Linked DNA regions of Homo sapiens: region 2 is linked to region 1. Evidence: read pairs that join two places in POLR2A ChIA-PET (ENCODE). Cell type or tissue: MCF 10A. All regions are shown on one strand. Each heading gives the region's core, and the rest is flanking DNA. Links, peaks and the distances in the headings are about the cores only. Region 1 holds the start of LOC124904500 (a long non-coding RNA gene). Region 2 holds the start of LOC105372884 (a long non-coding RNA gene).

The links. ChIA-PET counts read pairs that join two places held together with the same protein. Peaks named below come from ENCODE experiments on the same cell type or tissue, not always from the same donor. Only the 100,000 strongest peaks of a DNase experiment are listed, where the experiment ranks them.
Region 2: POLR2A ChIA-PET joins it to region 1 with 12 read pairs; 3 of 35 experiments call an interaction of 5 or more read pairs at or near these places.

Annotation. Positions count from the first base shown.
Region 1 is chr1:208,124,133-208,140,122 of GRCh38, reverse strand. The region is part of intron 4 of PLXNA2 (plexin A2); the gene reads left to right. LOC124904500 (a long non-coding RNA gene) reads right to left here and starts at 13,601. Exons shown (of 2, transcript XR_007066851.1): 1 at 13,492-13,601; 2 at 6,382-12,199. In MCF 10A, for the core only: a CTCF peak has its summit at 7,749; DNase peaks (open chromatin) are centred at 4,522 and 7,732.
Region 2 is chr1:208,198,651-208,214,640 of GRCh38, reverse strand. It overlaps PLXNA2 (plexin A2), which reads left to right. Exons shown (of 32, transcript NM_025179.4): 3 at 4,179-4,361. It overlaps LOC105372884 (a long non-coding RNA gene), which reads right to left and starts at 7,851. Exons shown (of 5, transcript XR_001738428.3): 1 at 5,992-7,851; 2 at 4,973-5,091. RefSeq lists a silencer at 13,023-13,317. In MCF 10A, for the core only: no CTCF peak of the experiment used is centred there; DNase peaks (open chromatin) are centred at 5,220, 6,350 and 6,860.

The DNA.
Region 1 (15,990 bases), core at 4,254-12,253:
AGTTCTTGTTACAGTCTACACCAAACAGAGGGGTTTAGCAGTAGCCAGCCACGATGAGCAGAGATAGGAAGAATTTGGGTTTCATGCCATGGGCTGCCTCTGGTCAAGTGAAATATTAGTAGGGGGAGCTCCCTGTACCAGATGGAGCTGTGATTACGAGGCAAAGTCTGAGGGGGATTTGTGGTGGAGCTCTGAGGCCTGTCACCTGGAGAGCCGTAAATTGTGTAGAAATAGGTAGCCAGGTGACTTCACCAGGGGCTCAGTCCAAAGCTGAAAGCCAAGAACAGCTCAGGAGGCCCATCTGTCTGAGGCCGGCTGTGAGTTAAGTACTCACAGACAGCTCAGATGTCTCCAAGGAAGCAGTTGAATGTGTGGCAGGAGAATAATCTGTCAAAATGAAGTCAGATGTCCTGGGTTCTAGTCCAGCTTGTGTTATCACTGATAGTAGAATCCTCTGACAGCTTTGGTTCCTCTTTTATAGCTGAGAGGAGTTGCATCAGATAACACCATATCTGAAGTCCATGGGTATGATTTGGACTTCATTTCACCATTCTCTATCTGAATGGCCTTGCACAAGTCACTTAACCTCAGTGTTTCTCACACAAGGTCAGTGTGAGGCTCAGCTGAGACAATAAAGGGGGAATTTCTTTTTATACTGCCCCACATGCCACATTCTATATGGCCCATTCTAGCTCTCATGCCTCATGATCCCATTTCTCAGGAGTATAGAGATGGTGTGTGATGAAGAGGGGGCAGGGGGACATGACACACCCAGTCATCCTCAGCCTGAGCCAGGAGATCTGTGTTCTAGGCCTGGCCCCATCTCTGACTTCAAGGGTAACCTGGGCCCTCAACTTCTCAGAGTCTCAGTTTCCTCATCTGTAAAGATGGAGATTATAAATCTAACTCTAAAGTCTCTTTCAGATCTTATAGAAATTTGTTTAAGGTCCTAGGATTGGGACTCTGCTCTGTCTCTCTCCAGAAGATGATACCAAAAGCACAAAAGATGGGCCTGAGACTAAACCAAAAGCAGTGTTCTCTTTTTCAATTTTTAATTTTAAAATTTTTTATTTTGTTTTGTTTTGTTTTTGAGACAGAGTCTCACTATTGCCCTGTCACCCAGGCTGTGGTGCAGTGGCATGACCTTGGCTCACTGCAACCTCCGCCTCCTGGGTTAAAGCGATTCTTCTGCCTCAGCCTCCTGAGTTGCTGGGATTACAGGTACATGCCACCACACACAGCTAATTTTTGTATTTTTAGTAGAGCCGGGGTTTTGCCATGTTGGCCAGGTTGCTCTCAAACTCCTGACCTCAAGTGATCCACCTGCCTTGGCCTCCCAAAGTGCTGGGATTACAGGCATGAACCACCATGCCAGAGCAATTTAAAATTTTTTTTATGGAAATAGAGATGGGGTTTCACCATGTTGCCCAGGCTGGTCTCGAACTCTTGGGCTCAAGGGATCCGTCCACCTCGGCCTCCCAAAGTCCTGGGATTACAAGCGTGCGCCACTGCGCCCGGTCAGCATAATGTTCTTAAGGAGAGATTTATGAGGCCACATGTGCTCATATGAGCATCTTCGCTGAAGGGTCAACATTGTAGAGAAAGCTGGAATGCTGGTTTGGTTATGGATATGTACACATGCTCTCGACTTATGATGGGGTTGCCTCCTACTCAAGCCATTGTAGGTTGGAAATATTGTAAGTCAAATACATGTTTAATACACCTAACCTCCCAAGCTCATAGCTTAGCCTCACCTACCTTAAACATGCTCAGAACACTTATCTTCACCTACAGTTGGGCAAAATCATCTAACACGAAGCCAACTTTATAATTAAGTGTTGAATATCTCATGTAATGAATTGAAGAGTGTACTGAAGGTGAAGGAGAGAGTGGCTGCATGGATACTTGAAGTACAATTTCTACTGAATGTGTATTGCTTTCACACCACTGTAAAGTAAAAAAACCATAAGTTGAATCATCGTAAGTTGTCTATTTTCCTACTTTGAGACAGCAATTTAAGACTTTCAAGTTCTCTAAAAGTCCTGAGACCTTTTAAGATATCATGGGAATGGGTTTTTCATCATTTCGCTCTAAAACAAATCTCTGGGCAACCTACTCTCATCCCTGTCTTCCACCCTGCCCCAACCCTTGCCTCTCTGTTCCCCCACCCATCCTCCAAACATGACACATGTAATATTCTTGGGGCCGTGAGAGTGGAACACATAGTGAGAGTAAAACCAAGTCTCTGGTCTTACATTCTGCCTAGAGAGGTTTTCATCTCCCCACAGAGCTAGAACAATCCAATATAGCACTCATGTATTCTCTTTCACTCTCAATTAATTAATTAAATGTAATTAAGAAATAGGACTAGTAAGTGTTGGGTCGTTAGTGTCACTGCCTAACAAGTCAATGGTAATGTACTGTTAATAGATCTAAGACCGGCCAGTCCCAGGGGAAAATTTGGGAACTGATTCCCCAATCCTATTAATTGCCCAGGTGCTCCACTGAGAGGATGCCTGGCTCTTTCCTAGAAAGTCTGCCCCAGCTTCACTGACAGCGAATCAGCAGATGTTATGGGCATGCATACAAGTTGCTCCCATATCCTCAGTGTGTAATGGAAGTCAGACAGCGAGTCAAGGGAAAATCAGGCTATGAGCCAAGTGAAAAACCAAGCAACAAGATGAAAAGAAACTTGATAGCCCCAGTTTTCACCCAACTTGTCAGGCTGGCCACTCCTAGAAAAGGAGTATAAATCTATACACAGGGTGGATGGGAAAAGAGTATAGGGATGGAAGCAATTATTCTATTTTATACTTTAATTAGTTTGCATTAGCAGAGGGAATAGAGGCATGAAATGATCCAGCGAAGGGTGAAATGGAAAAAGGGAGTCACAGTGGAGAATGGCTCCGTACAGACTGGAAAGGGCCTTGGGAACAGCAGAAAGGATGGTGATGGGTGTGTGTGTTTGGAGTGGGTGCTGGGGCATGGGATTCTGTTCTCTACTTCAAGGCCTGGAGAGGCAAAATAGCATAGATGTTAAGAGCTGGCCCGTGGGAGTCAGGCCAACCTCCATTCCATAGACACTTACTAAGTATATGGTTTTGATAATGTTATTCAACTTCTCTAAACCTCAGTTTGATCATCTGTGTAATGGGCCTAATGCAATTGTTGTGAGGATTGAGAGAATGCATATAAATCACCCAGCATCATGTCTGACACATAGTGTTTTCAAAAGGTGGTGGTAATTATTATTACTAGTAGTAGTCTTAGAACTTCTTTGGAACTTCAGAAAGGGCTAGAAACATCTCCACCACAAATTATGGCTGGCACAGAGTTCCCAGTTTCAGGCAGTGGCCTCCAACTGCCATTCCTCCTGCTTACTCCCAAGCGCTGCCTCAGAAGCCTCTGGCCTGGCCAAATGACAGCACTGAGCTGAGTCTCCCATAATCTGGTATTTATTTTAAAAATCCAGGAATGTGCCTGGCAGACTAAACAGTCCCGCTCCCCTCAATATACAGGCAGGCAGCCCCAGGCCGATGTGTGAGGCCAGAAGGCCAGGATAGCAGGCATCTGTGGAGAGAAGGGAGGAGGAACCTGTGAGCCTGGGGCTGCATGCATGGACACCGGGCCAGAAAGGGAATACCTATGGGGCTTTTCATTTCTGGTTTCTCCACGTAAGTAACAAAGTCTCACGCTCATTGTGAAAGATGGGTCTGCCACTCTCCAGGTAGTGAACATTCAGACCCCAGTTCCGAATGTCCTAGATGTACTAGTAGTTGGCACACTGTTCTGGTTATTTACTGCTTTGTAACAAACCACCCCCAGGTTTGGGGATATTTTTAAAAACACATTTTATTATGCTCAAAGACTGTGTAAGTCAGGAATTCAGATACGGTGCACTGAAGACGGCTCATCTCTATTCTATAATGTCTGCAGCCTCTGCTAGGATGACACAAATGGCTGGGACTGACTAGAAGGACAAGGGGCTAGAATCATTTGGAAGCTTCTCCCCCTACATGTCTGGGAAGTGGAAGCTGGGATCAGTTGGGACTGTTGACCACAGTGCCTTAGACAAGTCCCTGCCATGTGTGTTGGGCTTCCTGACAGCAGGCGGCCCCCAAGACAGTCAGAATTCTTGCTTGTGGCAGCTGAGGACTCCAAGAGTGAGTACTCCCTATAATGAGGTAGAAATTGCATCGCCTTTTTGTGACTTGGCTTTGGCAGTCACGCAGTCGGTCTGCTTGCCTCTTCCCTCTGCTGCCCAACACCCATGTGATTCTGATGCGTGTGGTCCATGAACACACATTAAGAACATGATTCCCCAGCTACCAAGGTCATGGAATCACAGAGCATCAGAGCTGGTAAGGACTGTAGAGAGCACCCATTCTGACCCCAGATAAGAAAGACGAGGCCCAGAGAGCACCCTGTTTAGCTGCCCCATCAGCATTGTGCAACACCCAACGCCCAGCTGGAGTCATCAAAGCTGGACTGATTTCTTCAAACATGTGGGGAAGTACTGACAACTTTAAAGCTTGCTGTTGATTTGCTGAAGGTTGTGTAAGTCCTACCTGAGGTCTATCAAATGCCTGTGGGCCCTGAAAATGCTTTCAGGAAGGGTTTGCAGGAATCCATCAGTAGCAGGATCACACTGCCTGGAAATTTTCCCATGGAGGGTATGCTGCTTATAAATAGCTCTCCAGGCAGTCTTCCTGTGGCAATATTGTCTCATCTTGCACAGGAGCAGGCCTCTCAGTGACTTACCTTCAGTATGTGGGGGAGTGGGACCTCATCCCCATGGATTACAGGAAACTGGCTTTTTAACCACATCTGTTTAACGTAATTTAAAAGAGTTGGGGCAAGGAGACTGTCAGCTTGGAGTTTCAGAAACAAAAATTATTTGGAAAGATTGTAAAGCCACCCTTTCCTGAAGGTCTTAAATGCAGGAGAGACCCCCCACCACCCCCTAAGAAATTCTCTGCATTGTTTGAAGACCCTACGCAGTATCTGGGGAGAGATGGAAGGACAGGCCAGACCCTTAGCATACCATCCACCAATGTCCAGCAGCTGCACCAGAAAACTAATTGTGGTTTCCTCCATTTGGAGGAGGCCCTGTCAACTACTAACCCGGATCTAGAACCAAAAATAAGAATCCTTTTCAGAGGTGCTATTGTGATACATGGGGCAGTAAGTCTTCTACCTGTAGCCAAAGCTACTGAACTGTTAAGTCCCTAAGGCACCTAAAGACCTTGGGGAAGGGAAAGAAAAAACGTGGGGAGTCACACTTCCAGATGTCCCCTGCTCATTTATTTTGACATCTCAGACTATTATTTTGATTGTGCACATTTGTTTAGTCCAGGCGATAAGGCTTCCCAGGGTGCAGGCAGAGCATGCCAAGGTGTATTTTTACAAGGCGGGCAAGGACTCAGTAACAGGAGACCTCCCTTCTGCCTGGGCTGGGAGGCCTTGGCTGAGCCTCTGGGGAGGAGGGAATGTGAGGGGGCAGGGAGGAGAGTTGAGCCTGAGGGACTTTGGGGAGAATTACAGAGTTTGCGGATTAGGAAAGTGAGGATAAGCGAATTGCTGCTGCACTTTTGTTTTAAAATGTGTCACTTTCAATCCAAGGCTTTGATGCACATGTGTTTCTGGTTAAGGATGCAGGACCCCAGTGTGGCCCAGGAGCTGAGCACTCACATCAGTGCCTTTCCCAAAGAAAGGGCGGAGTCCTGCCTCCCACCTCCCGGGGCTGTGGGTGCAGGCAACAATGACCACCTCAAACCCGGGTTTTGATTTTTTCCTCTTTCTTTCCCCCATTTCAAATGTCAAGGAACAAAGAGGCTGATAGGGAGCTGATTCTCTGGCTATTAATATTCTCATCGGAGTATTTTTTTTAAATAAATATTTTCACATGAGGGAAAGGCAATGCAAACCCACCCTATTAATCAGACACTTGGCTTGCTGTATTTAAGAGAGAAAACTCCAGCCTCTTATTTTGAAATCCTTTGGTTTGGAAAGAAATGATTGAATACAATGCCCAGGCTGGGAGAAGTGGTGCCAAAAACCTCATTTCTCTAAATGGGCAAGGGGGTTGGAGACTCTCTAATCCTTGATGAGGGATTTGATTTTTCTTTCTAGATAGGTATTGCTGAAGGATGACACTGACTGCCCAGAATCATGTTCCTATGACCAGGAGATGGGAAGTTACAGTGTCTCACCAGAAGGAAACTTACCCTCCTTCATTCTTTTAAATATGGGGAAACTGATGCCTCCAGAGAGGAAAGTCATTTGCCTAGGCCATCATCTGAATTACCAGAAGAATCAGGGTAAATCCTGAGTAACCTGGTCTAGCCCAGCATCCTTTCCCAACTTGACAACAGTTTCACTCAGCACAGACAAGAGTGAACACTGTGTTTAAAAACTTTTAATTAGCAACATTAAAACAACCTAGGCCCAAGAGAGTTCCTGAAGATGTTCCGAAGGGTCAAATTAAAATAGGGAAAGATTTGCATATTGTTTGCATATGCAGACTCATTCATTCAATAGACCATTAAGTGTTGACCATGTATAATGCATAGAGCTGTCCACTGACAAGTCATTTGCATATGTAGATATAGATAGGGCTGTCTTTCTAAGTAATATTCCAGCAAAAGTCTCCTTCTAAATAGGGCTGCCAGGAAGATAAGTACCTTCTTGATTTCTTTTTGCTGTTTTCAATGCAACAATAGCACTATTACGTATGCTTTTGTATAGCAAAAAATAAAATAGAATCCCTGCCCTCAAGGTGGTCAAATTCTGGAGAAGCGCAATGATGTATAGATAAATCACAAGATAAGGTTATTTATTTGTACATCAGAGCAATGCTGTAGAAGAGATGTACTATGTATTCAATGATTAAAGTAACTCATAAACGCATACCACCAGGAAGGGACCTGTCCTGGTTCCCTCCCTAATTGGGGTCACTCGGGGGACTCACCCTCTCCCTAACACAAGAATCCAGAGCTGGTTTATCCAGAGATTCTCTAGTGAAGAGCAGCCCTTTATTTTACAGAAGAGGAGATGAGAGGTCTGAGGGGGCAGTGACTCCGGAGAAGAAAGGGTATACCAAGCCGAATGTGGAGAAGCAGACAATGATTGACTATCAGTAGTTTCCTGACAGCCATGGGGAGCAGCCAGCCTGGGTTCAAGCCCTGGCTCTACTGCTTACTGCCATGTGACCTTGGGCAAGTTGCTTCACCTTTCTGTGCTTCAGTTACCTCACCTGTAAAATGGGCATAATTATGGCATCTGTTTGAAGATTAAATTAATTAATGCATAAAAAGCACTCTGAAAAGTACCAGGAACCTACTACCCGCTTAGTAAATGGTAGTAGTAGTAATTATATTTTTACAGTTGTGCCCCCATACATCATCATCAGGCCAAGCCCTGCAGGTCATGCTTTGCAAACAGCCACACCTAAAAAAAGCTTAACCACCCTGCCTTGCCTCTCAGCCCTACCTTATTTAAGCTGTGTTGAAATCTAACTAATATTTTTGCCGTGTTTTTCTTATTTTAGTTTACAAACATGGCCTCAGCTAATACACCAGTCCTATGAGATAAGTATTATTGTCCTTGCCTTTTTTTAACAGATAACAAAACTGAAATTCAAACTGACTAAGTAATTTGCCCAGGGCCACCAAGCTGTCCAACAGCAGGGCTGGGACTCCACCCCACACCTCTGAAGCCAAATCCACACCTCTTCAGCTTCCTGAGACAGCGCCCCCTGGCTGCCCTGTGGCTGCAGAAGGCTCCTCCCCTCCTGCTCTCCCCACACCCGGCTCCCAGTTAGGAAAAGGGTTCAGAGGCGGCTTTCTGGGCTCCAGGAGGCCAGCACAGACTCAGTAACTCCTCATTTGACACCTTCAAGGAGATTGGAGTAGTGCACTGTTTAGTTTAAAAAACCAATAAAGGAAAGCAAGCACTGCCCCGGGCCCTACATGGACAGTCAGGGGAAATGCCTCTGCAGGTGGTCAGAATGCAGGGAGAAAAAGCACCTCGCCCCAGGAAGTTACCGCGGAGTTTCTCCTGCGCAGCCAGCCAAGCGCCTCACGAGCATGATCTCCCCTCTTCACAAGAACCTGGGAAGACAGGTATTATCTCCCCCGTTTGACAAATGAGGAAGGCCAGGTGCAGCAATGTTGAGGGATCTGAGCTAGGTGTGTCTATGACTTTTAGGAGGCATAGCCGGGAGTGAGGAGCCTGTCTGTGTGGCTGCAAAGCTCCTGGACTGCTCGCCCTCCCCTAGCACCAGGAGAGCCCATGCAGAGACCCCAGCGGGAGACATCATGACTCCTCTGCATATTTTCTTACCCCCATCCAAAGCTCGTCGGTCTGGCAAAGGAAAAACCTTTTCAAGGAGGGCAGCTGCAGAACACATGTGAGGCATTGAAGCCCCGATTCAGCTTCTCTGGTGCTGTTTCAAGTGTGAACCATGCAAACCCATATCAGCTCAATCCCTGGCCCTAAGTAAGAGGTTCTCAGACTCAAGAAAGCCTCCTGTGTTCCCCATCTTAAGTCTTATCCAGCCAGACACAGGGGGCCCCGGAATGACACCCCAGAGCTCTGCAGCCTGCTTTTCAGCTCCTTCCAGGAGCGCTCCCTTGTGTTCCCTGCGTTGAGTTTCAGTAATTGAATGTGTTTTATTTAGACCATAACATTTAGTGCCACTTTGGATTTCCAATTAGGCTTCAATCAGATGCCGAGAGTCTGATTCGTTTTGTTGTTTTGATCAACACGAAAGATGGCAACATCAGAGGAGCCGTCATGAAAAGTTACTGCCATCCACTGATGACTAGGACGGTTTCTGTAGTGTGAAGATGCAGGTTCAGAGGTGTCGAGAGCGGCACCATGCATCAGGAAGAGGGGCAGAGGCAAAGGGGAAGTCAGTGAACCCCTGGAGACAAGCGCAATTGGAAGTCCTGGGGTGCGTGGCCGGGACTTGGCAAGGTCCCTCTGTATGTGGGCCAGGGCTCTGGGTGCCCCTGAGGGAGGGGAAAGGTGTTGGTCTCCACCCCAGCAGATTTCTCATACAAATGGTTCAGGCTTGAACAGCTCCTCTCAGGCCTTTTATCCAGGGACATCTTTGTGAACACAGGGTTCCCATGAAGTGGGAAGCTGACCACCACTTTTTGATTTCTTTAGTGAAGGCCTCTGAACTCCTCAGCCAGAAGTGACCAGCTGTACTCATTTACAGAAATATGTGGGGGGCTTTTTCTCACCACCTGTGAGTTCTGGCCAGCCACTGGCACATGCTGTCTGTCAGATAAGGTTTCTCAATGGGGTTGATCCTAGGGACAAAATTTGGAATCCAACTTTGAACTGCCAGGGAGTTTGTTGCGGGAGGGAGGTGGCAGGATGGCAGAGGGGTGATGGGAGAGTGGCCGGGGAGGAGTAGGTAAGAGTCTGCCTGTGCCAATCATCAAGAGTCACTCACCACACATCTGAGTCAAGGTCAACTGGAGCCTCATTTTCCCCATTGATAAAATGTGTTTGAATGCCCCTTGCGGCAATGACATTGGGTGCATTCCTTCTAGCCATGAATGTGTATGGAATGGAGGCTGTGTGCACAGCGCTCGGAGGCTGACCTGGGTTCGAGTATGCATGTGCTTGTGAGAACAGAAGTTGGTGGGGTTGGTGAGTGAGATGAGAGCAAACGTTCCTGTGTGTTCTGGGGGTGTTAGTGTCTACACTATGTTAGTGTTAGTGTCTTCACTATGTTAGTGTTAGGCTCTTTCATATGCCATTGCATGTACCCACTGGGGGAAATGTGTGTTCAAGCCCTTCTCCTCCCAGCTTTACACTGTTTTTAGAGCCCAGCTTGGCTGCATTTCCAGCTGGCCCTTTGATCTTTCTGTAGCAGGCCAGCTCAGGGACTCAGCTTTTCAGCCGCAATCTCCACTTCATAGAGTGCATGCCTTGTGGTTAAGTTCCCTGAGCCTTTGCCACTGTGCCTCAAGTTACCTCCCTCACCTCACCTTGTTCCCCCCAGTTATGACTGGTCCCCACCTTGCAAACAGGTTGGGGTTTGAAACTCCCACCAGGTGATGAGAAGGCTGACTGTGTCATCAGCTGTTGGTGACTTAGCAAACAGTCTGGGTTCAGCCTCTGTCCCTCAACTAATATTTAATTATAAGAAAGAGGTGGGCAGAGATGCAAGCCAGGTAGAAGGAAGACAGGAGAGGGAAGAATGAACTGAGATGAAAAAAATGTTCTAGCCACTTAGCCATTAAATAGCTCATCAAACAGCCTTTGAGGACCAACTGTGCTCACAGCAAAGAGCTTATCCTTGCACTATCACACATACATATGGAAAATAGACAAGTAAGTAGTGAGTTACAATACAGTATGCAGAGTGCTGGGATTACAGGAGAGGGCACCACCCAATATAGCCTGTGAGTCAAGGAAGGCTTCCTGGAGGAGGTGATGCTCTAGGTGAATCGTGAGAGGGGAGGGGCTCACCCAGTGGAATAAAAAAGCAAAGAAATATTGTTCAAGTTAAGGAAAGCTTGGGAGTGTGAGAGAGTTTGGTATATTCAAGGACTATTTCCCAAAACTTGATACTGGCAGAGCTGAAGGCAAGGATTAGGAGGCATCCATCCTCACAGAATTTCTGCAGCATGCAGGTGAGCAGCCTTCAGGGGGGCTCAATCCACCCACCTTTCCTAAGAGGGATTCCCCCAGCCCCAGCTGCTACAACATAGAACTTGGTAGGAAGCCATCATGCACCCAGCCCCTGGTGCTCTCTGTGGCAAGCTCACCAGCAGGTCCTCTGGACATACCCTGTATCTAAGTAACATCATCAGGAAAAAAGATGCTAGCTCTGGCAGAGCTCCAGTGCTGAAGCCCGTTGTAACCTTGCCAATCCCCTCCCCTCAGGACAGCCATTTCTCTGACTGTACAGCAAGGAAGATCTCTGCCCATCCCAGGTTCATGGAAAGAGGATAAAGGAAATGAGATAGTGCACCCATTTCAGGCATTCATTGTATCATTTCTGCAGCATTTATTACAGGCAGAGACCTTGCCTGTCTGGGCTGCTTCTGTCTCCCCAAGAGATACCACAGCATTTGGTACTTAGTAGGTACTCAAGAAACACTAGGGCTGGGCGCAGTGGCTCACGCCTGTAATCCCAGCACTTTGCGAGGCTGAGGCGGGTGGATCACGAGGTCAGGAGACCATCCTGGCTAACACGGTGAAACCCCGTCTCTACTAAAAATACAAAAAATTAGCCAGGCATGGTGGCGGTCACCTGTAGTCCCAGCTACTCGGGAGGCTGAGGCAGGAGAATGGTGTGAACCCTGGAGATGGAGCTTGCAGGGAGCCGAGATCGCTCCACTGCACTCCAGCCTGGGGGACAGAGAGAGACTCCATCCCAAAAAAAAAAAAAAAAAAAAAAAAGAAAGAAACAGGAAACACTTGTTGGAGCTTAGGAAGAAAGAGAGGAGGGGGAAAAAGGAAACAAAGGAAAATATCTATGAAAAGGAGGCATTCTAGTTTACTGTAAGGCCTCATCTTGGGAGGCAATTAGAATTGTATTCAAATCTTGGCTCTATCACTCTTTGATATGGCCTAGCGTATCCTCTCTAAGCCTTGGTCTTGTCTTCTGTAAAGTGGGGATAACAATAATACCTACCTGATAGGACTGCTGAGAAGGTGAAATCCCTATACAATGCCTGGGACAGTGTGAGAGCCAAACCCTCAGCCATGGCTCTAGCTAAGCCCTGTGTTTTCTCCCTGCCTCCAAGGTAATCTCCCTCTTTCACTACCATGGAGTCCCCCACAACTAACACGTTGCCCATTTTTCATCCTTAAGTCATCTGCCAGTTGCATCTATTTCTAGCCTCTGTCTTATGAGACAAGAATAAGGAAGGAAAACAGATAACTGTGGAGGCTCATTTGCCAGTTGTCAGCTCCTGCCGTCAGCTGGGCTCTCTTGTCTGCTTCTCCCTGGGTGCCTGGAAAAATCATTGTGACCTTTTATTTACTGGTTGATCTAGTCAGTTCTTGGCTCCGGATCTCTCTGCCCGCCCCTCAGGCTCCCCGCAGCTCTCCCAGCCCTCCATCAGCCAGTGTGGGTTCCCTGACTCCCAGGCAGAATCATGCTGCAAGATGGGCAGGCTGTGCTGGGCCCTCGGAGCCTGCCTGTCTTCATGATCAGATTCCTAAAAACCTGTGGGCACAGAGAGGAGGGGCAGTCAGAGCTATTGATCTTCCCTACTCGCTGCTCCCGCCAGGGGGGATTTCTACTGCAGATTCTCTCCTGCAGGCCTCTTCTTCTCACCCCGTTTTACTGAGCAGCTAAACTGAGCTTGAGGCTAGCGAGTGGCTGCCCCGGAGTTACTCCGTAAGTCAGCAGCATACTCTCTCTCTTGGCCCCTCATCCAACTTTTTGAGCTTTACCAGGTTGTTTTCATCCTTTTCCCTTCATCCTCTTCTACTCCCTACATCAGCTCCCAGCCCGGCTGGCTGGCCATGGCCAGCAGCTATTTCTGCTTTTCCTTCTCTTTCTCCCTGGGACCAGCCATGCATTTCTCTGCAGCTCCTCTGAGCCAATTGGACTGAGGTGTGCACCTCGGGAAGTGGAGGGTGGCTGTTGGGAATAGGGACAATTGTAGTGGTGACAAGGAGACAGGAGGCTAACAAGTGTGTGCTGACAAGAAGACATGCCACATTGGTCCCTGGAAGGCCAGGAATGAGCCAGGCAGACCCAAACTATGTCTTGATTGGCTGCAGGAGTTAATGGTGTATACAGCATAAATGTGACCTTTTATTTACTGGTTGTGAGTAAATAAAAGGAGTATGTGTATGTATGTGTGTGTACATGCACACATATGTGTATCATACCCAAATCAGCTTCTGCAAAAACAATCATCCAAGGTAGAGTATGGCTTTCTCACTCCATTTTCTTCAGGCCATCTCCTTGGACTTCCCAAAGTTTTCATTGCCCATGTTGGAATTGGCAAGCCTTATGCCTCCCTCAAATTTGGAGAAAGGAGTTTTAAAAGCCTCTTGTGCAAGTCAGCTCCCTGCTTCCCAAGCTCTCTTCTTGGCCCTTGCTGTCAGCATCAATTTTCTGCAGGGAGTGATTTAACCTTCGTTTATTCATTAATTCCTTTTTCCTCTTAACTTCATTAGGTAAGTTTTATAAAGGTGCTGAATTGGAAAGGTCACCTGTCCCTGGGCCCAGGACACAGTGTGCCTGCCTCTCTTCTTGTGTGCTTCCTTTCAGGAGTGCTTCTGAGGTAGGGAGGTGAGGAGAGTAGCAGAAGAGAGAGTGAGAGCAGGGCCTGTGCTCTGGGAAGGCAGGGCAGGCAGGAAGATACCATAGGCTCTGAACACGCTTCCAAATTGCCTGCTTACTGTTGGGAGGCAGGATGGCATGGTGGGGAGGATAGGCTCTGTGTTAGGCACATCTGGAGTCCTGGCACTACCCTTCCTAAGCATCAGCCTTCCCCAAGTTACCTGTCCTCATTAAGCCTTCGGTTTCCTCTTAGAAAAACTGTCAATAATGCTAGAATCCACTCCATCAGGTTCTTGCAAGGATTAAATGAGATGCTTCATGAGCATAGTGCCTAGAACACAGCAAACATTCAACAAACAAATTGAACATCTTTTTAAAAAGATCTTCAGTTTTCCAATACAAGCCTTGGTAGCACTGGGCAGTCATTGGATCATGGACCACTAGAGACTAGTGTGCAGAAAGTCTATTTGATTCCCCCAGGCAAGCTAAGCCCACATAGTCTGTGACTGACCCTATCTCCAGAACCACAGGAAAAGCCTGTGGTTTCCTCATGGGGGAGCCAGAAAGAACCAAACCACCCCATGGGGTCAAGGTTGCTTCCCAGGGTCTAACAGATTTCTGCAGAGAGTTAGGGTAAGCTAGCCTCCTGCTCACTGCTGTCACCCTCTGAGACCCACCCACCAATCGTTCATGGTCGTGGGCCTTTTTTCAAGTCCCTGAGGCCTGCTGGGCTCAGCTGCTAACCATCTCATCTTAAGGAGCTGTCTCTCTCATTGCCAGCCTCCCTGGAAGGAGGGGATGCAGTACAGACTAAAGAGCATGCAGGTGTTTTGAACTTGCACAAAGGTCAGAATATCTGCCTGCTGCCATCTCCATGTTGTCTTTCCTCCTGTGACCGCAACAGAGCTCAAAACCATCTCAATCCACCCCAATCACAGTGAATTCAGTCCTCTGAATTTCTCTAACTCTTATGGTAAAACTGCCTGTCCGGATCTATCCATGTGGTGTCTTCCCCCATCAGGCTTTAAGCTACTTGGGGAGCGGATGCAGGTTGGAAGCAGCCTATCCCCTCCCAGGGCCATTTGTGCAGCCAGAACTCAATCAGGTGTTTGAGAAAATAATTTTAATAGAAAAGTACAGAGGAAAGCGGGCAGGCAAACCTGTTCTGTGTGCCAAGCTGAGAATATTCGGTTTGAATATGATCACAGAGGATTACAAGAATTAATTTTATTTTATCTAATATGCTTCGAATTGGGCTTCTGGAATTCAACATGCAAATGTATGCTCCTAGTGCAAATTGGAGCATGCCCAGATTAATGGAGAAAATTCTCATCACCTTGCTTTTCTCAGAATGCGATTTCTCTCACCTGGGATCACTTATTTGTTTGCCAAGGATGAACCAAGGGGTAAATTCTGATGGAGGAAGGAATCTGAGGGCTGGGTAAATCTAACCAGTGCCTTCCCCATGGCAGATGGAATGAAGAGAGATGCTGAGCAGTGGATGACAGCCCTTCAAAGAGCATGGGGACTTCAGGGCAGTAGCCATGGGAAGTCCAAACTGCTCCTCTGGTCCCAGACCAGCCTTCACTGGTATACAGATCACTTCAAACGCATTGTGTTAGTTCCTGTTATCCTCACCTCCCGGATTTAATGAGATTCTTGGGCATCGTTAATAAACAATGCCTGACCTTTTTAGAGTGGCAACATTATATTATTTCATGAAATATGGCCCTACACAAAAGGCCATTTGGTATAGTTATTGTTACATTTTGAAGTGAATTTGGGTCTAATAATGAATTTGGTTCTGAGACTTTCACAGTATCCATTGAGAAAACCGGAGATACTAGTCACTGAATAGCCTAAATAGAAAGTGACCAGTGTTTATACCCGAATGTCATGGCTATACCCCATTCTCTGAGCTTCTGCCCTCGTTCTCTAGCTGTGGCCTATACCATTACTGCCGTGCCTGGCCACTAAGGACGCTGTGACACCAGCTTGGCCTAGCTGTGGACAATTTCCTCTCCCTATAATTCAAGCTAAATCAATATTTGAATGTATAGGAAAGAAAGAAGGCCTCACATGTATAGGAAATTTATTTTCTCAACCCTCTTTAGTTGGGCTTGCCTAAAACATAGGGTATCTCTGGTTCTTTTTTTTTTTTTTTTTTTTTTTTGAGACGGAGTTTTGCTGTTGTCGCCCAGGCTGGAGTGCAATCACATGATCTTGGCTCACTGCAACCTCTGCCTACCGGGTTCAAGGGATTCTCCTGCCTCAGCCTCCCAAGTAGCTGGGATTACAGGCGCCCGCCACCACGCCCAGCTAATTTTTGTATTTTTAGTAGAGATAGGGTTTCGCCATGTTGGCCAGGCTGGCCTTGAACTCCTGACCTCAGGTGATCTGCCCGCTTCGGCTTCCCAAAGTGCTGGGATTACAGACGTGAGCCACCGTGCCTGGCCTGGTTCTACTTTTTAAAACAACTTTTATTTAAGGTTCGGGGGTACATATGCAGGTTTGTTATTTAGGTAAACTCGGGTCATGGGAATTTGTTGTACAGATTATTTCATCACCCAGGTACTAAGCCTAGTACCCAATAGTTGTTTTTTCTGCTCCTCTCCCCCTTCCCTCCCTCCACCCTCAAGTAGGCCCCAGTGTCTGTTGTTCCCTTCTTTGTGTTCATGAGTTCCCTTCATTTAGCTCCCACTTGTAAGTGAGAACGTGTG
Region 2 (15,990 bases), core at 2,228-10,227, 77 kb before region 1:
CAACCTAGAAAAAAATATATGAGACCAAGGGGCCCATACGGCTACCTTCTGAGTACTCTAAATTGAAGGTGCCTGCCGTTGGGACCAAGCACCAGTACTTGAAGCAAGAAAACATCATTCCAAGGCTACGCTTCTATTCCTGTCATCATTTGCTTGGTGTGGTAGAAGAGTCGTGGTTAAGGCTTTGAAGTAAACCAGATGGGGATTAAAAATCAGTCCTACCACTTACTCCTTGTGTGACTTTGGGCAAGTTATGTACCTGGTCTGAGCTGTAAATTTTTCGTCTTTAAAATAGAGATAATATTGTCTTCTTTTCATGGTTATTATGAGGATCAAATGGAAAATTTATGTAAAGTGCTTAGCACAATACCTGGAACATAATAAGCATTCAATAAATGGGCCGCTATGATTATTAATATTAATCACAGTAGTAAAGAGCCAGCTATTTTCTTAGTTATCTTACTGTTGTAAAATGAGGAAGCTAGACTAGATAGTCTTTGGTTTTTTTTTTTTTAACGCCAAAATTTTATGGCCACTGGCCGTAACCAATGTGGAGAGGTGGAGAGGAAATGTAACCCTCCGTAAGGGTTAAATGCTTGCAGAGTCCAGCCTAGTTCCCATAACCCAGAGGGGGCCTTGTCAGGAGGAAACTGCTGATTCCTGCCTGCTTCTGAGCCAGAGGAAAGAGGAAGATGACACTCTTCTCTGCTCCAGAGCAGAGGGACAAGCCTGGGCTAGTTACAAAAGGATAGCAAAGGCACTGGGAGAGAGGTGACAGTGAGTGGGGCCAGGACCTTAGAGTGGAGAGCCCCTTGCCTCCACCCCTTCAGCACCACACCCTTCTGGTGCAAGGGCTGCAAGAGGAATGGCCCCTTAAAGACCCTGATACTCCAAAGAACTAAGACCCAGGGACCCAGAAATATTTTGGTGGCCTTAGAGGGGAATAAGGATAAATGAAAGAAGCTGTGGTCCCAGAGCTTGATTTTAACATGACTCTGGAATAACATGGAAATCTCAGATCAAAAATTTGAGCTCTGATCCCAGAAAAGAGAGGAAGAAGGGGGCTATCACTCATTGAATAGCAGCTAGTCCTAAAGGCTAAGCTTGGCAATTTAAGTGTTATCTCACTTGCTCCTCACAATGACCCCATAAAGCAAGAGTTATCTTCCCCATTTTACAGATTAAAAAACAAAGGCTCACAAAGACTAAGTAAGTTGCTCAGATCTCCACAGCTATAAGTGATAAAGCGGGGATTTGAATTTAGTTCGGCTGTATTACTTCTTAGTCCAGTCTCTCTCTATTGAGCCCTTCTGTTTCCAAGGAAAGCCATACACCAAGCTCTCACCATTTGAGCAAAAGTAAAGGTGCATCAGGTGTTTGGGAATATCTAACAATATATTGAAAAACAACTTGAGGAGGAAAGAAATTCCAGCCAATCCTAAGGGCTTAGGCTGAGAATAAATCTTTTTTTTTTTTAATAGTTCTGGAGATACTAGAATCAATAAGACAGTAGCAAAATCTAGGATTACCAGGTTTTTGCTTCTGTCATCATTTCTCAAAAGCTGACTTGGGCTACGCCTGTGCCCAGACTCTGTGGCCTTACCAGCCCTGCAGAAAGTGGGAAAGAAATGGAAGCCATGAAATTAAGGACTTTTAGAGCTCAAAGGAAGCTTGACAATTACCTGTTCCAATACTTTTACTTTACAGATGAGAAAACTGAGGCTGAGACATGGTACATGACATATCAAGGTCACACAGCTGGTTTCAGTAGAGAAAGGCCTAAAATCTGGATCACTTTCATCTTAGCCAGGGCAGTAGCTGCGTGTAGTGTAGGGATGAGATGAGGAAGAGAAGCACACAATGTAAAAAGTGTAGCTGATAACTCTGACCTGCCTTTCTAGGGAGCTAGAATTCCCGTGGTTGGCTCCAGTGGTGTGCTGGTAAATATTAAATAACTGGCTCTATGCAGGCAGGGGAGGGAGAGGAGTGCTCTGGTTTGTAGCCTCTGCCAATTGCCATGGTATAAATACACCTATCCTGGCTGATTTCAAGCATCATGGGATGTCACTGAATGCACAGTTATTCCCTAACAGCTGGCTTCAGCACACCACAGCTTCACTCCCTTCCTGAGAAACTCATTCCTTCTGCTCTGTGGGGCTCAATATTATCCCGGGTTCAAAAGTCATCTTAACCTAAAAATTTGTTTTATTTCCTGAAGAATATACACACACAAGTGCAGCACCATCATTCCTACCAGTAACAGGAGCAGCAGCTCTCTACAAAACACTGTGGAACCACAAAAAATGAGTCTCTGCTCCTTTTGGGACTGAGAAGAGAAAGGAACGGAAGTCCCTGGTTTAAAAAAAAAAATCATATGCCATAACTTATAAACCAATTATTCCAAAGAAATGAGGCTGTCAACGAGTGATGGTGTGTCAGCCTGCTCTTCCCTGGTGAGGGTGAGAGGAGGCTGAAGGGAGCATGGGGGCAGGCTGTTCTGCTGCTTTCTATGATTTCTACGATAGCCATTTCCTTCCTCCTCTGGGATGCCTTCACAGACCCAGAAGGAACAGCTGCCACAGGATGCGGGGCTCTTTCTGGCCCAGAGCCTGCAGCCTTTGCCACAGGATTCCACATTGTGCCATTAACTGGGCCATGTCAGAGCACTCATTCTGACCCAGCCCCGTGCTGAGCACTGTGTACAGAATGCAAACCCCTCAGCAGCCCCTGCCTCAGGAAGCATTATGGTCTTTGTCTTTCATTCTTTTTTAGATGAGAGACCTAAGATCTTTCTTGAGACCTTAGAAATCATCAATTTAACATTCCCTTTAAGAGCCCTACAAGAGGACCCTGCTTGTCCAAGTTTTCACAACCAGTTAGTAGCAGAACAGGGGATAGGATCAAGATCTTCCTACTTTCTTTCCAGCAATTTTTTTTTTTTTTTTTTTGAGACGGAGTCTCGTTCTGCCGCCCAGGCTGGAGTGCAGTGGCGCAATCTCGGCTCACTGCAACCTCCGCCTCCTGGGTTCAGGCGATTCTCCCACCTCAGCCTCCCAAGTAGCTGGGACTACAGGCACACACCACCACGCCTGGCTAATTTTTTGTATTTTTAGTAGAGACAGGGTTTCACTATGTTGGCCAGAATGGTCTCGATCTCCTGACTTCGTGAACTGCCCGCCTTGGCCTCCCAAAGTGCTGGGATTACAGGCGTGAGCCACCGTGCCCGGCCACAATTTTTTTTTCACTTGCTCAAGGTGATCTTCTTTCAAACATGCTCCAGTCGCTGCTGACAGATACATTATGGAGCCACACCACCACTCTCCTTAAAGGCTGGAAATATGAAGGACACCACCTCCAGAATTCTCTCTTAATTATATTTACCCAAACATTGTTGAAGATCTATAATGCACAATAGTGGAAAGAGTTGGACAACTTAACACAAATCTTTTGCATGCATTATTTCATTTGTTCCTTCACAATTCTATCAGAAAGGTGGGCAGGTATTATTCCAAAGGAAGAAACTGAGGCATAGGTAGATTAACTTTTCCAAAGTATAAGGTACTGTTCGATATCATTATGACACTTCTGATCTCTTTCCAGTATGGAAAGATAGTAGGGAGCTAGAATTCCCATGGTTGGCTCCAGTGACGTGCTGGTAAATATTAAACAACTGGATAGTTGAATGGCCTAAAATTTCTTGCACCCAAAGGGAGACCCTACAGCCCAAGAAACAAACAAGAAACCCTTTCTGGGCTGGTAGAAATCCTGTAATGTTGCCTTTAGACTGATTATCCACTGAAGGAACTCTTGTCTGAAATAGAAAGATCCCACAGAATGCCATGGTCCTGAGGAACATTAAAATAAATAGAAAATGAGTTCAGGCACTTAGCTTTACAAATTGATCCTGGTTCTCCTGGCAGAAAGGTAGATACAGGTGACGCCAGCTGAGTGGAAGGTTGCTGCCTGTTCTTTCATCTGGCTTCATAAGAACCAACATGGAATTTGTGGGTGAGCTGGTGAGAAGTTTTTGTCTGCAGCTTGTATTAGGGCCCCTGAACTCCCATGTCTGCCTCTCTGAGGCCTGGTGTCCTAAGGCTGGAAGTTGTGGATATGGGTCGTGTAGAGACTTCACCATGCCTCCACTGTTACTCACCCCAATTCCTTCCGCTTCCCTCCAGCCTGTCCCCATCGATGATAACTTCTGTGGACTGGACATCAACCAGCCCCTGGGAGGCTCAACTCCAGTGGAGGGCCTGACCCTGTACACCACCAGCAGGGACCGCATGACCTCTGTGGCCTCCTACGTTTACAACGGCTACAGCGTGGTTTTTGTGGGGACTAAGAGTGGCAAGCTGAAAAAGGTAAGAGTCTATGAGTTCAGATGCTCCAATGCCATTCACCTCCTCAGCAAAGAGTCCCTCTTGGAAGGTAGCTATTGGTGGAGATTTAACTATAGGCAACTTTATTTTCTTGGGGAACAAAGGTGAAATGGGGAGGTAAGAAGGGGTTAATTTTGTGACTTAGCTTCTAGCTACTTCCTCCAGCCATCAGTCATTGGGTATGTAAGGAATGCAAGCGTATTTCAATATTTCCCAAACTTTAAGAAAAAACTTTAAGAAGGTACATCTGCAAAAGCAAAAAAAAAAAAAAAAAAAAATTGCTCTTCATTCCCAAATCAAGCAAAACTAAGTTTTTGATTATGTGCATTATAAATCTCCAAAATCGCAAATCCCTCCCTAGAACCTGTAAACTTGATTATACTGGTCTTTGTTGAATTCAGAGAAGTTGGTTGAAGCAGATTACTGGTCCCAATTCTAAGACCTGGGGTAAACGGTGGGTGCTGCTCTCTGATGGTATATGATGCCTGAAGAAAACACCATTCTCCAGTCTTTCCTCTTCCTGCAATCACAGACTCTTCCCTTCCCAGCTCCCCACCCAGATGTAAGCTGCCAGGTGGAAGTAGACATTTTACCTTGCGCCTCCCAGGGTACTTCTGCCAGCTGGAGGGCACAGGCTGTCTGGGGATGGCAGCATGGGAGGCCTCTTGTGCAGCAGGCTGAAGCCAACAGCTTGTACCAGCTTGTCTAGTGCCTAGGGTGCAGAGAGGGCGCACAATCTGGTTCATTATGTGGGATTAGAGCAGCCACATTCTTTCCGGTCTCAGCTAATCCCTTTTCCCAAGCTTACCCTCCTGCCACCTTTCCCTGGTCCCAGCACCTGTGGATCAAGGAACATGCAAGACCTCACTGCATCTCACCCTTTGATGTTGACATCACCCTGGAGCTCTTTCCTCCTAATCCATTTAGAGCCTTGGGAGGGATGTTGTTTGGAAATGTGGAAGGAGGGTAACCTGGAGTGAGCCCAAGGAAGAATTTCTATGTTCTGCTTGTTCTGAATTACTGCCAGGGGAGGTGAGAAGAACTGGTCTGGGTTCACCTAGCAGTGCTAAACCCTCCAGGCTTCTTCTGGTTCTCATGATACCAAAGATATTTAACCATTTCCTCACTTGCTGTAGAGGTTCCTACATGTTCCTCTTCTGTGCCCTCCACTCTGCCTGGGACTAGGGACCCTAGCTTGGCTTTTCGGCACATGGAAGAGAGAAAGAATGTGGTCCTTGCATTTGCTTTTCCAAAATGGGAAGGGAAGGAGTTGCTGTGTGAAATTCTGCTAAGATTTAAAAGTGGCTTCTACCAAGAAGCAATTCAGCTTGGAACCCTGAGGCCGGCTACTTCCCTGCTCAGCCAGGGTCACCATATCCAGTTGAGCAAATTGTGCCTGGCCTAGGAGGATTGTGTTAACGGGCCTAGTGGGAGTTGAAATCCAGCCTGAGCTCTCCCTGTCACATCATGTACCCTGTGGTATAAACATCTGCTCATGGGACTTCTCTTACTAAGTCATCTACCCATAGGGACCACCTTTTCCTAAATGGCACACAGGCTCTCTAAGGGCCAGCAGAAACCACACAGGCTAGCGTGAGCACCTTTCCCCTACCTTCAGTCACTGCTCCAGGTCATGTGTGTCATTCTGTCTCCTTGATTCTCTTGAAAGTTCTGTGAAAGGCAGGGGTCATGCTTTTTGGACTGTTCCCTTCTTCCCCTTTAATCCTGTCACCGAGTGTTCACTCATGGGATAGGCTTCAAAACTGCTTTGAAAAATAGAACCATTCTTTAAGGAACCTTAGAGATTGCCTGGCCCAATACTCTCATTATTTGACAGGGAAACTGAGGTCCAGAGAAGAAAATTGACTTGCCCAAGCATAGAGATCTAGGACAAGTTGCTTCTTGCCTTGACACCCAATTTGGCACCATTTTTACTTAAAGAAGTAGCTCTAGAGCCCAGGGAGGGAGACTGAGAATGATCTTCAGGTCCAGGCTTGCTACAGAGGTCAGCTAGGGGCCAGTGCTTTCACTCTCTTCAGATCTAGATGTGAATTAAGGAATCAGTGTTTGCTGAATGGATGGATGGATGAGAAGTGAATAAAGGAAAAGGGACCCAACCAGATACAAAGGGACCTTGAGTTGACTTTCCCCATATCTCCATGCATCGTGCACAGCACACACTAGGGGCTGCTTGGCATCTATCCAAGTCACACACCTGAGTTGGCCAAGTTCTCCTGGCCTTATTGAAACCCTGACGGACAAGTTACTGTGGAGACCAGTCAGCAGGTTCAAGGGCAAAGCTGGGGGCGTGGTTACCCACAGCTTGTTCTGACCTGTGATTTGGCTGCTTCTTCTCACTCTTTGCTTGGCCTTTCTTTGGCGGTTTCTATGAGCTCATGACACCCCTCCTTCCTCCTCTGTGCAGCTCACCCTTCCTTCCCACCCACGCTGCTTTGAGGTACTTGACATTCATACCCAGGCCCCTGCTGGCCTCCCATCTACCAGCTTACTTGCTCCCACCCCTCTCCAGAGAAATAACCCATGAAGAATTTATGGAATGTCCCCAGGAAACCCTACTATGGTCCAGGCCCCATAGCTCTTTCAACACAGGAAGGAAAATAAAGAAAAAAAATAGCTAAGAGTTTGGAAAGGGAAGGGAAGCCGGGTGCGTCAGAACTACTCACTTCTCCCGGCGTCTGTCAGGCTGTCCAGCCCTCATCTACTGTGGTCTGTAGGAACAGGATGTCCCTGTGTATGTAAGTTTAGAGGAAGCAGAGACTTGCTAGAAGTGATAGGACCACAGGGCGCTCTTATGTGCTGTGTCCACATAGCTGCTTATACACTGCTTTCTGCAAGATGCATAGAGAGCACCCTAGACAAGACCACTGCCTTCTGAGCTGCAAACATGTGGAAGGAACAGACAGAATAAGGTTAAGTCCCCAAAACCTGTATGTGAGGCCGGGCACGGTGGCTCATGCCTATAATCCCAGCACTTTGGGAGGCCGAGGCAGGTGGATCACCTGAGGTCAGGAGTTCAAGACCAGCCCGGCCAACATGGTGAAACCCCGTCTCTACTAAAAATACAAAAATTAGCTAGGCGTGGTGGCACATGCCTGTAGTCCCAGCCACTTGGGAGGCTGAGGTGGGAGAATCGCTTGAACCCAGGAGGTGGAGGTTGCAGTGAGCCAAGATCATGCTACTGCACTCCAGCCTGAGCAACAGAGTGAGACTCCATCTCAAAAGCAAAACAAAACAAAGCAAAACAAAAACAAGAGTTTGAGACCAGCCTGACCAACATGGTGAAACCCTGTCGGTACTAAAAATACAAAAATCAGCAGGGCATGGTGGCATGCACCTGTAATCCCAGCTACTCAGGAGGCTGAGGCAGGAGAATTGCTTGAACCTGGGAGGTGGAGGTTGCAGTGAGCCCAGATCGCGCCACTAGCCTGGGCGACAGGGCAAGAGTCTGTCTCAAAAAAAAAAAAAAAAAAAAAACCTATATGTGCAATGCTGCATAAGCTAAGGGTCAGTGCATTGCAGGTGATAAGAAGACATGCAAAGATTCACCATAAGGGTGGAAGAATTCAAACAAAACAGCAACTATAGTGTGATCAATCTGCAAAGCTTTACTGAAAAGGAAGATTACCAGGGTCTGCTTATAGACTAGATGAGACAGAAGAACTGATGAACTGATGAGTTGGGGGAGAGAAGGGCATTCTAGACCTTGGGTGCCACACTGAGAAGGTACAAAGCATATGCAATGAAGGTCCAACATTCAGAGAAGCTCAGAAGACTTGGACAGGTAAGAGGGGAGGGAGAGCCCTGTGAGGCTTTAAGCCCTAAGGAGATCAAGTGAAAAGGATCTTGGGATTTTAGCGAACCGTGAGGTTGACATGAGCCAACTCTGTGATATATTGCTTCAACAAAGTTAGTCTTCATCATGATAATAGAAGAACAGCTTCTATGTCACGAGACACAGTGACTCCACTTTACCTTGGAGATAACATCGCAAGAGGGTGTTAAGCAAACTCAAGTGCCAGATAAACAAGAGCTGGATCGATGTGGGAATCATGCTATGTGAAGGGAAAAAGTGAATAAAGCAGGACATAGAACAGCTGTCTTTACATAACATAATTTACTGAGCACTTATTATGTGTCACATGCTATTGAAGAGCTTTATATCTGTTAACTCATTTACTCTTTATATAACTCTATGAGGTAGGTGCTATTATCACCTCCATTTTAAAGATGAGGAAATGGAGGTCAAGAAAGGTTAAAAAATAATAATAAAGTCACACAGCAAATAAAATGGCAGAGCTAGGACTTGAAATGTGATTACCTGGTTTTACAATCTGCTGGCTTATCCATTAAGCTATGGAAGATGAATTAGGCTTATTCAGTGTGGCCCCAGAGGGCAGAACAGGGCCACTGGGTAGGCGTTACAGCAATGCAGCTTTCCCCTTCATATAAGGAAGACGTTTTTTACAGCCAGACTGTCCCGTGATGGTGAGAGCTGACCCAGGAAGGAATGAGGTCCTAGTCAGTGGAAATATGCAAGCAGAGACTGGATGGTCACCAACCAGGGTGCTGTCAAGGGGATTCCTGCATCAAATCTCAGATCTTCTCAATGATACTGCCACTGTTTCTCTGGCTCTGTCAGCAAAGCGTGCGATGAAGGAGGACAGGCTGAGGCAGAGAAGAGGAGCAGAAAAGGGAAGACCAAGGTCCCCTGGGTGTGGGCTTTGGAATGAGGCTGGTTTTGAGCCTGCCCTTAGTGTAGCAGAAAGCCCCTCAGGGTCAGGTAGGAGGGGCTTGGCACAGACAGGGCAAGGCATGGCCTGGATGATGAGGACAGGCAGGCCTAGGGCCAGATGTAGGGGAGGGAAAAGCAGGTTATCCTGGGGTCTGGGTCCAGTTCCTCATGACAGCATCCCTCCTGGTTAAGAATAGGCAGTGGGAGTCCAGATGATAGAGATTAAGTGCAAACACCAAAGCAGATGGAGATGGAGGAAGAGTGGCAACAGGAACTGGAAACTCATTTTACATGATTTTCCAGGTTTCAGGGCGGAGACAGGAGGCAAATCAAGCTCATGCCATGGGGCAAAAGAGGGAAGAAGTCAAGCTGAGCAAGTGAAAGATGCCAGGACAATGGAAGGAAGGACTATCTTGGGTTAGGGTGAAGTTCCTTTGGTTTCTTCCTTCCATTTGCAGCTGCTAAACTGCCGCCTCAACCCAGGTTTCACATCCCTGCAGGGCTCCTCACAGAAGCTGGGGGGTAGTGTTTTGCCGAGGCTCTCTAGCCTCTTAGTCCCAGGGACCTTAAACAGCAGCAGATGCTGCTGGCTCTCTTTTCCATCCCCACCAGAAACCTCTTCTGCTGCTCAAGCATTGTGACATGTCCTTTATTCTGTCCCTTCAACCACTATGCATGGCACCCTCCTAGACCCCACAGCATCTGGCAAGGGAGCAGCTGTTAAGGTGTCTACCTCCCTTGAGATTCACAGATCTTTGAGGGCAGGGGCCTTCCTTTTCACATTCATCACGCCATCCCCACTGCCAGATACACATTAGGTGCTCATGAAAGTGATCTCAAATGTATTGGGTGCCTATTCTATGCCAGACATCTATTTGTACGAATTGAAATAGAATCAGACACCAACGGTGACTCCTGTTGATGTGGTTGGTTGCGAAGGAAGGAAGGTATGATGTGTTGGGTAGGTCAGTGAGGGGAGGAGGAGGGTTGGCGTGGCAGTGGCATGAGGAGTCAAGGAAACAGGACAACTTCTGGTGGGTAACAGGAAAGGAGTTTGTTTTCTGGTTAACAACATCTGGAAGAGGGTGGGGTGGTAATCTCAGAAATGTTGGCTGGAGGAAGGGGACAGCATTTACACTGTTGCCTGGAGGGCCCCAGAATAGTACAGACAGCCATCTGCTTCACCTGGATCAGATGCAGGCTTGTGTATAACAGGGGAAGCAGGAAAGAATGCCCAGGGAACCACTGCTTCCCCCACCAGTCTCTGTATGACTCTTGGGATGTTTTTGCAAATCCTCAGAGACTTTCCAAGCTCTGGGGAGGGCCCCGGCCTATTCTGGCACTACCTTCTTTCCCATTAGCTAATGGTGGCTGCTGAAATGCCTGTGAAATTCTTAAAGGAAAATTCTTTCTGCCTTTCCCTAAGGGACATACCAACCCAAGGTCTCCAGTCCCCAGCCCACAGGAAGCCCTGACGTCCCAATTCTATTCTTCTCTTTGTAATCGCACAAACGATTTACTAAGCAAAGCCAGGAAAACTGTGAGCTTCTTGCAGTAGCAGCTTAGGCATTGGAAAGAATCCATCAGGAGCACCAAAGTATTAACTCTCCTCAGCCCTGGGGTTATTACTCAGTTATTTGATAACACTGACTGTTTACAAGATACGTTTCCGTGGTTCTTTTCATCTTCCTCAAATACTTCAACTGAGGGTGCTGATCGCCCCTGCATCTTTACCCCATTTTACAGATGTAGGAAACTGAGCTGTAGCTATACTAAATGTCTTGCCCAAGGTTATATGCTCACCCCCACCCTCCAATGCCAATATTGACATTGGCATTTAGACTTTCTCCCCAAACACACTAACCTGTTACTTGGCTCCTCTCGTGGGGTGGAGTTGCCTTGGCGGATGGAAGGCCAAGTTGGATGAAAAGCTGAGAAACATGCCTTTCTCTCTGTGCCAGCCCCACCAAACAATAGCCACTCATTCCTCTGAGTGGAAATGATTCACTTGTCTCTCAGTATGAACCCTTGATTGAGTAAACAGCCGGAGCTGCAGGTCCACATCTAAGAGACTTAGTGGCTCTCCTGGGACCTGAGACCGCCCATCTGATACCCTAACTCGCCCAGGCGTCTCAGCAATGCTGGACACTGGGGTGGTGGGGAGTAGAGACCCTCTCCCCTTCCCCAGAGCCTGCATGGAAGGGGTGGGGTGGTGGTTCAGGGAGCTCACCACCACATCCCTAGTAATGAGTTTGGCTCCCTGCCCGGGCTCCCGCCGCCAAGCTCGCTGTTTGTTTTGTTGTTCTATAGGCCTCTTGGGTCCCCAGAACTGGTCTTCTGAAAGCTGGGAAAGGCTGCATTTGGTTGGCACAAGAAAGGGGCATATTTACAGAATGTCCCACTCCCACCCGTCTTGACACACACACTCTGGCCAGCACATCTCCTTGCTTGACCATGGCAGGTGTAGACAGGAGATGTCGGCTCTGTCCAGATCCCCAGCAGACCCCAGGGAAGGAGGTCCTGATCTCCCAGAGTCATTCTGAAAGGGGAGAAACTAAAGACTCATTTATTTTTTGTACTTTTTGTGTAGTTTCTAATATACTTCAATCTTGGACAATTCTTGTATGAGGCCTCAGGCTGTGTATTCAGCTGGCTGTTTTGCAGTCTTAAGGTTGAGCTCCTGCAGCTCGGGGCTTTATTGCCAAGCAGGTGAAACACAGAGAACTGTGTTTTATGGATGGGTGGGATGGGCGTAATGATTCAAGCTCACAGAATACAGGTGACCTAAATAGGCTATGCAAAATTTTCAAGAGGCCAAGGTGCTGGTGTTTACAGAGGTCTTATCTTTAGGAAAATACAGACCCTTTTACACCATTAAGCCTTGCCTGTCTGTGGATTTTGTACATGGACCTGGATCTCTGAGTCGGAAGGGACTTACAAAGACCACCTGGTCCACTCTCCTGCCTTCGGGTAGGGACCAATTTGCATAACAAAGAGTATAGGGGCTTTGGAGAGATCCAGTCCTGACTCCATCCTACTAGCTGTGTGACCTCTGAGCTTTAATTTCCTCAATGTAAAATGAGGACAGTTCTGGTACCGGCATCATAAGATTACAGTAAGGATTAAATGACATAATTCATTATTGAACTGATATTTATTGAATATGTACTGTGTGCCAGGAGCTTGGTATAAAGCAGTAGAAAATAAAACTGTCAAAAATGGCTGCCCTGGCCAGGTATGGTGGCTCACACCTGTAATCCCAGCACTTTAGGAGGCCGAGGCGGGCTGATCACCTGAGGTCAGGAGTTCGAGACCAGCCTGGCCAACATGATGAAACCCCATCTCTACTAAAAATACAAAAATTAGCCGGGCATGGCGGCATTGTGCCTGTAATCCCAGCTACTCAGGAGGCCAAGGTGGGGGAATTGCTTGAACCTAGGAGGCAGAGGTTGCAGTGAGCTGAGATTGCACCACTGCATTCCAAGCTGGGGGACACAGAGAGACTCCATCTCAAAAAGAAAAAAAAAAAAAAAAATTCTTGCCCTGATGGAAATTATCTGAATGTGGGAAGTCAGACAAACAAAGTAAGTAATCACAATATATATTATGTTTAGTGGGTGATAAGTGCTAAGGAAAAAATAGATCATAAAGAAATAATTCATGGAAGGGATGGAGTGCAGAGCTTGGGCACATGGGCATATGTGCATTTAAATATTACTACAATTGTGACTTAACTTGTGAACTTCGATTTTTTTTTTCCTGTGGAGTGGGGTAGTAATAAGCACTTTGCATATTTGTTGTAAGGATTAAATAAAATCATGTGTAAAAAGTGCTTAATATGGTGCTTGGCATGCAAGTGCTTTCTATTATTACTGATATCTTTGAGGCTTCCCCAAAACCCCACTTCTTCCCTGGCTCCCTGGGGTAGTGATGCTGTCAGATCAGGCTCCTTTTCAGTGACATGTTTGCAAGGTCAGACGGAGGAAGAGAATCCTGTCCCCTACTCCCAGCCCTGAGTCATGGGAAAAAAATACTTAGAAGACGGGACCAGCTGAGCCGAACTAATCTAATCCTGCTGGACTTTGGCATCCAGTTGCATTAGTCACCAGTGAGAGGTTTCCCAGTCTCATATCACCAAACAATATGTACTGACCCCCTCCCCAGGGTGGGGCTGAAGGAAGTGTCAGTTGCCCTGTTGTAGCTTCGCAGAATTAACTAAAACAGGCCCATTCTCCCCCTTTGCATGTCTCCACACCAACCACAGTATCCTGTGCTGCACAACTCTGCCTTCGATGAATTATGTGATCTGAGGGGACCTCAGTTTATTCATCTGGACCACCCATGCCTGCCTGGCAAGATTGCTATGCGTATCAGACATGGAGGATATATAATGTCTAACACAGATCTTGACATAGGAGATGCTTAATAAATGGCAGTCATTGCTGCCTACCACCTCTGTTGCTGCTAGAGTGACTCCTCCTACTAGTATTACTACTACCACTCCTGTACTATTACCATGTTTTTCTGCCACAGTCCCAAATTCTCTTTGATTCTATTAGTTCATTAGTCCCATATAATTTTCAGATGATCAAGAAGGATTGGAGGCCAGGCGCGGTTGTTCACGCCTGTAATCCCAGCACTTTGGGAGGCCGAGGCAGGCAGATTGCCTGAGGTCAAGAGTTCAAGACCAGCCTGGCCAACATGGCGAAACTCCGTCTCTACTAAAAATACAAAAAAAAAAAATTAGCTGGGCCTGGTGGCGGATGCCTGCAATCCCAGCTACTAAGGAGGCTGAGGCAGGAGGCAGGAGAATCGCTTGAAGCCGGGAGGCGGAGGTTGCAGGGAGCCAAGATTGTACCACTGCACACCAGCCTAGGCGACAGAGCAAGACTCTGTCTCCAAAAAAAGAAAAAAAAAAAAAAAAAAAAAAAGAAGGATTGGGATATTTCACTGCTCTGTTGCAGATGGTGATTCTGAAATTCAGAGATTATGGACTTACTTGGGGTCAAGTTGTAAATCAAGGGAAGATGTGGAAATTGGAACCAGAACGACAAATACTTCAGGGTGGAGATGGGCCCAGCATATACCTAAGTCACTTGTGTAGCCCAAGATGATCAAGCTAAGAGCTTATGGCTACTTTAATGTCTCTTTCCTTCTTGCTAGCATGTGCCTCTCTGTCCAGGGAGGCAGGAAATACATGGAGATGAATGTGGTGAAAATGAATCTGGAGCTCTGGCCTTCTGAGTCTCTTCCTGTGGTTCTATTCTTCTCCTGGCCTCAGCCTCCAGAAAGGTTTCTAGGCTCCAAGGTGGGAAAGAAGTTCAGGAGCTGGTGCCGTTGGGTTGTCCCAATCAGCCATCCCCATCCTACCCTGTGTTATGGTTTCTATGGCAAAGGCTGAGTGTCCCCCAGCTAATCTGGAAGGAGAAATGGCATCAACAGGCTTTAATAACAAATCTGGAATTCCCACGCTTGACAATTGAGGGGAAGAGGCTGGGGAATTGGGGTTAAGGCCCCCAGGGGATAAGATTGACGCTATCAAGCAAGATCAAGAGTGTTCCCTTAAATGTGTATCATAGATTTAGTAGCTGGAGGGGACCTCAGAAAACTGATCTGGTCTACTGACTTTGGACAAGTAAGATGCGTATTGTTCTATTTTATGAATGAGTTAGCTGAGGCCTAGAAAGGTGGAGTGATCTGCTGAAACTCACCCAGGTTCTTACCCACGGAGGCAAGACTGGAACCCAGGTTTTTGAATTCCAATTTTGGGGCCCTTCCCTATATCATTTTAAAGGACTTTTTTTTTTCTTTTTTTTTTTGAGACAGAGTCTCACTTTGTCACCAGGCTGGAGTGCAGTGGCGTGATCTCAGCTCACTGCAACCTCCAACTCCCTAGTTCAAGCGATTCTCCTGCCTCAGCTTCCCAAGTAGCTGGGATTACAGGCTCATGCCACCACGCCCAGTTAATTTTTGTATTTTTAGTAGAGACGGGGTTTCAACATGTTGGCCAGGATGGTCTCGATCTCCTGACCTTGTGATCCACCCACCTTGGCCCCCCAAAGTGCTGGGATTACAGGCGTGAGCCACTGCGCCCGGCCTAAAGAACATTCTTTCTGCACAAAACATCAGACTGACCTCGGCCTCTCTAGCATGCAGGCATTTCCTATGCCGAACTTAAAATTGATCTAGGGATTTTTTTCCCTGGAGCAAGAATCCAGCTGAGCTTCTTGTACCAGGCCTGACCATACAACCTTGATCTAGGGTGACCAGGATCCCTGAGCCCTCAGTCCACACATCTCAGGGATCTTACCAGAACCTGCCCAGCAGGGAGGCCTACTTCACTTCTGGCCTCAGGGCTAAGAAGTTCTGACAAATCAGAAGAACACTGAATTGGGACCCTCAAGTCTTACACGTTAGTCTTCTCTCTAGGAATGCCACATTTTTGAATGGGGATAGGCCTAAAAGATCCACTATAAATTCAGCACTTACTATATGCTAAGCCCTGGGCTAAGTGTTTTGTTTTGTTTCAGTTAAGCCTCATCAACCCTTGCAAATTGTAAAAATCATTAGTCTTGTTTCCATTTTACATATAACAAGCTGAGGCTCAACAAAACTAAGTAACTTGGCAGAGTCTCAATGCTACTAATTGGAGAGCTGGGATTTGAATCCAGAGCTCTCTGACTCCAGACCTGTGCTTTTAACCACTAGCTTTTTAGCATTCAATTGAACTTCTCTACGCTTCCATATGTCCACGTGTAGACTACCACTTGCCTGATGGAGAGCTGCAAGAAGATGCACGAGAGAAGAGGGGAAGGGCTACCTCTTTGCACCCTTTTGAGTGAAGGTGCCCTGGAAACT